Regions from separate parts of the Homo sapiens genome. Here region 1 is linked to region 2. A link is an interaction called in ENCODE POLR2A ChIA-PET data of the cell type or tissue named here. Cell type or tissue: endothelial cell of umbilical vein. All regions are shown on one strand. Region 1 overlaps LOC124902419 (a long non-coding RNA gene). Region 2 has its middle 68 kb from the start of ANTXRL.

Evidence for each region. ChIA-PET counts read pairs that join two places held together with the same protein. Peaks named below come from ENCODE experiments on the same cell type or tissue, not always from the same donor. Only the 100,000 strongest peaks of a DNase experiment are listed, where the experiment ranks them.
Region 1: POLR2A ChIA-PET joins it to region 2 with 5 read pairs; 2 of 35 experiments call an interaction of 5 or more read pairs at or near these places.

The regions. Positions count from the first base shown.
Region 1 is chr10:46,539,174-46,541,673 of GRCh38, reverse strand. It overlaps LOC124902419 (a long non-coding RNA gene), which reads right to left. Exons shown (of 2, transcript XR_007062138.1): 1 at 587-2,500; 2 at 1-322. Among named protein-coding and RNA genes, the nearest start is that of GPRIN2, 16 kb to the left of the region's middle. RefSeq lists an enhancer at 121-751. In endothelial cell of umbilical vein, no CTCF peak of the experiment used is centred here; a DNase peak (open chromatin) is centred at 1,473; H3K4me3 peaks cover 238 bases.
Region 2 is chr10:46,217,785-46,220,284 of GRCh38, reverse strand. It overlaps the pseudogene ANTXRLP1. Among named protein-coding and RNA genes, the nearest start is that of ANTXRL, 68 kb to the left of the region's middle. In endothelial cell of umbilical vein, no CTCF peak of the experiment used is centred here; no DNase peak of the experiment used is centred here.

The DNA.
Region 1 (2,500 bases), 320 kb before region 2:
AGGGCTTTAGGTACTCTTAGTCCCTGTGTCATAGGGACTGGGAGCAGATAGGCCCCTCCGCCCACCCCACCCCTCCCCCACCCCTCGCCCACCCCTCCCCCACCCCTCCGCGTTCCTACTCTAATCTCCTACCCTGATCTGCGGTGCAGGGCGGCGCTGGAGAGGGTGGCTTGCGGCTGATCCCGCGGTCTGGTTTGCGGCTAGGTGTGTGTCCCCGGACTGGCGTGGGTCCCGGGCCAGGCGTGGTCCTGGGCGGCGCGGCCCGTGACAGGACCCGACGCCTCCTGGTGGGCATTTCGCTCCAAGCCGGGACCCTCGGAGCCTGAGGGGATTCGGGAGGGAGGAGTCGCCGTGGGGCGGGGCGGGGCGGGGCGGGGGAGGGCTCCCAAGGCCCCGAGGACAGTCCCACCCTCACCGACAGGACCGTCCCTGCGCATCCCCCACCCTTCTTCATCTTCGGGCGCTCGGGCCAACCTGGACAGCAGGGCGGAAGCTTCCAGAAAGGACAGAGATGGAGAAGGTGGGAAGGGTGGGGCTCAGGCAGGGGACACCACGGCCTTAGGAATGGAAGACAGGCCCCACTTACCTCTTCGACTCCAGATGCAGCTCATCCTCACGAGGGGCTGGATGAAGAGGACTTCCTCTCTTTCCCCCCTAAGCTGTGCCTCTGAGCCTCTGTGCAAATATGGTGGTGCAAACCTTTGGTCTGCCTTCATCATTTTGTTGTTGTTGTTGTTGTTGAGACGGAGTCTTGCAGGCTGGAGTGCAAGTGGCACAATCTCGCTCACTGCAACCTCAGCCTCTGGGTTCAAGCGATTCTCCTGCCTCAGCCTCAGCCTCCCGAGTAGCTAGGACTACAGGTGTGCACCACCAGGCCTGGCTAATTTTTGTATTTTTAGTAGAGATGGAGTTTAACCATGTTGGCCAGGCAGCTCTTGAACTCCTGGCCTCAAGTGATCCACCCTAATAAACTTGCTTTCACTTTACTCTGTTGGCTGGCTCTTGAATTCCTTCCTGGGTGAAGCCAAGAACCGACGTAGCCTCCCAGGCTGAACCTCAGTTTGGGGCTTTACCCCATGACACCCGCAAAGGGCTGGGCTTCCCTTCTTCTTGGGGAGAGGGTCAAGGAAGTGGCTGTATCTTGAACACCCATTCCTCTTTCCTTCCATGCGCACAAGGCCTCTCTGAGCTGCTGTCTTCCTTAGGACACTTTCAGCTACAAGTAAGTTAATTTTGAACTGAAAGTTAGCTAAACAATTATTATAGAATGTTCACCTTCCCACTGAAGAATTTAGGAGGTAACTGGCTTCTGGGTGGGCTGTGTGGCTCAGTGTGGACATGGATTCAGGTTCTTTCCATATTTGTGCTGTGCCATCTTTAGAGCGTAGTGAAGGCTGTCCTTAGCCCCACGATGGCTGCTGCATTTCAACTCTGGAATTCAGTTGCTGGAATTCACACTCCAGTCTGTGTGACTCCAGGGCGGTCATTTTGTTTGTCTTTTCAAAAATGAAAGTAATACGTACTTATGATAAGAATTTAAAACAGTACAGACCTCGGCCTTTTGTTTTATTCATGATAGGAATTTCAAATACTGTGTAAACTGAAGGTCTGATCCTCGCCCTTGTCTGGAATTCCCGCAGATTACCACTGAAGATGTTAATAATTTCCATGGGCCTTCCACAAACTTCCTTGGTAATCACAAGCTCAGACCTCTGAATATTCCATACAAGTGAGATCCCACTTAGATACTATTCTGTATTAATTCTTTAAGATAGGCCAGGCATGGTGGCTCATGCGTGTAATTCCAGCACTTTGGGAGGCTGAGGTGGGAGGATCACCTGAGGTCAAGAGTTCCAGACTAGCCAGGCCAACATGGTGAAATCCTGTCGCTACTAAAGATACAAAAATTAGCTGGGCGTGGTGGCGGGTGCCTGTAATCCCAGCTACAGTCAGGAGAATCGCTTGAACCCAGGAGGTGGTGGTTGCAATGAGCTGAGATTGTGCCGCTGCACTCCAGCCTGGGCAACAGAGCGAGACTCTGCCAAAAAAAGAAAAAAAAAATTAAGATATGTCTTGTAGATAATACTGCCACATATAACAATATTTTCTTTATTTTCTTCCTGGGCATATTGTATGGCATAGTATACAAGTGCCTTTTAAAATTAAACCAGACTTCTTTTTCTGGACTTTATGTTACACCTCACATTTTTTTTAACTTAATAGATTTATTTCTTAGATGAGATTTAATTAAGAGAAAAAGTATGCAGAAAATACAGAGTTCCCCTACACTTTCTCACTCTCATACACTTTCTCCTATTATGAGCTTGCATAGTGTACAACATGGTACATTTGTTACAATTAATGCACCAATATTGATGCATTACTGTTTCCTAAAGTTCATGGTTTAAAGTTTACTCTTTGTGTTGGACACTTCTCTGGATTTTGAAAATCCATGTGGTGTATCTCCCACTCCAGTAGCATACAGAATAGTTGGACCACC
Region 2 (2,500 bases):
CCTCATGGTTCTGGGGCAGTGACCCCCTGCTCATGATCCTTGTGGAGGTTCTGGGGCTCTAGGGACATCCAGGCCAGAATGCCCAGCAGTTCAGCTCATAAGTCCAAAGGTAACCTGGGAGTCTCAAACTCACGGATACAATTATTGCAACCAGAAATCCTGGTCCTTCCTTCCCTATATCCCTGCTTCTGTGGGTGGGTGGGGGCATCCCAGGAGGAAAACTCTTGCTCAGAGAACAGATGGCCCTGGAGGTGTTTGTTTGACAGCTGGGACTCCATGAAGGGGAGGGTGGCCCCAGCTCAGGCTGTCTCAGAAATGGGAAGGAACAAAGTCTGCAGAAGCTCTACCCTGGGGCCCAGGGGACAGCAGGCACAGGGGCTGAGAGGCATCTCCCATTTACCCTCTCCCCAGGGTCTTCCTGCCTTGGTGGCCTCAGACATCAGTGGCTCAGGGGCCTCCCTGAGGACTGGGATGAAGAAGAGAAGGGGGTGGTGACAGTCCATTTTTCCAGGAGACACAAGTGTTACTTTTGTTTACTAGGCAGATGTTACAAACTGACTTCAAAACAATGTTTGCAGACTCGTGGAACAAATACCACGGAGCAGCACCTAGCACAGAGGAAGGCCCCCTGCCCTGGGCATCTGTGGGAAACCAGGGCCCAAGTCTGCGGTGAGCTGGTGCAGAAACTCTGAGCTGAGGAGCTAACATTACACCCATCTGCAACTGAGAGAACCTGCCAGGCTCCAGCAAAACCAAACAGGACATTCTCCCCAGGAGACACCGTCCTCATCCAGGGGAACCAGGATTCTCATGGAAAATCATTTCCTACTGAAGACGAGGTCAGAGGAAAAACTCCCAGGTATCCCAAAGAGAGGCAGCAGATACAAGAAACAAGGAGATTCAAAGCCCAGAGAGTAAAGAGAATAGAGTGATCTAAAAGGAACATTGAAATAAGGGTGTATAAAATGTTCAAAAAAAGATAAAGGAATAAAACTATATGACAAGAACAGCTAATTATAACAAATGCAGAGTTTTAAAAGGACCGAAGTTCTAAAATGCATTAATGAAAAATGAAACACAACCAGAAAGTTCAAGACAAAAAGTGGAATAACTCCAAAGACAGATCTGAGCAGCATCTGCCCTGCAGCCCCACTGACCGAGATGGAAACCAGAAACAGGATGTTGTGTGCTGGGAGCAGATAAGGAGTGTCTAGCAGGGCAGCTCACTCCACCATCCTCAGCCCACTCCACCATGCTCAGCTCACCCCACCATCCTCAGCCCACTCCACCATCCTCAGCTCACCCCACCATCCTCAGCTCACTCCACCATCCTCAGCTCACCCCACCATCCTCAGCTCACCCCACCATCCTCAGCTCACCCCACCATCCTCAGCTCACTCCACCATCCTCAGCTCACCCCACCATCCTCAGCTCACCCCAGCATCCTCAGCTCATTCCAACAGCCTCAGCTCACTCCACCATCCTCAGCTCACTCCACCATCCTCAGCTCACCCCACCATCCTCAGCTCACTCCACCATCCTCAGCTCACCCCACCATCCTCAGCTCACCCCAGCATCCTCAGCTCATTCCAACAGCCTCAGCTCACTCCACCATCCTCAGCTCACCCCACCATCCTCAGCTCACCCCAGCATCCTCAGCTCACTCCAACAGCCTCAGCTCACTCCACCATCCTCAGCTCACTCCACCATCCTCAGCTCACTCCAGCATCCTCAGCTCACTCCAACAGCCTCAGCTCATTCCACCAGCCTCAGCTCACTCCACCATCCTTAGCTCACTCCAGCATCCTCAGCTCACTCCACCATCCTCAGCTCACCCCAGCATCCTCAGCTCACTCCAGCATCCTCAGCTCATTCCACCAGCCTCAGCTTACTCCACCATCCTCAGCTTACCCCACCATCCTCAGCTCACTCCAGCATCCTCAGCTCACTCCAGCATCCTCAGCTCACTCCAGCATCCTCAGCTCACTCCATCAGCCTCAGCTTACTCCACCAGCCTCAGCTCACTCTAGCATCTTCAGCTCACTCCACCATCTGCAGCAGCCAGAGGTTGAAGGAAAGACGGCAAAGCTGACACATGCACACTCACACACACACATGCACACATACAAACATATGCAATCACAAACACACACACATCAGCAAACACACACACACATACATAATACGCACACACATGCACATCGACACACAGGCAAACATACATCCCAAAGCACACGCACATAAACATATACACACAGGCAAACATATACGGTTTAAATTGGCTGACTTGCCCGGCCACAGAGTGAACACCTGTGGAGGAATCTGATAGCTGTCTGCTGTGGGGCACATTCAGGGGGCTAAGGCTCCAGGAGGGCTGGGGGACATTTCTGCCAGGCAGGCTGAGCAGGGTGGAGGCCTTCCCCTGTGGACAAGGCAGGACACATTCCTGGGCCTCTACAAGGGGAGTCAGAACAAGTTCATGTCAGAGACCAGGGAAGCC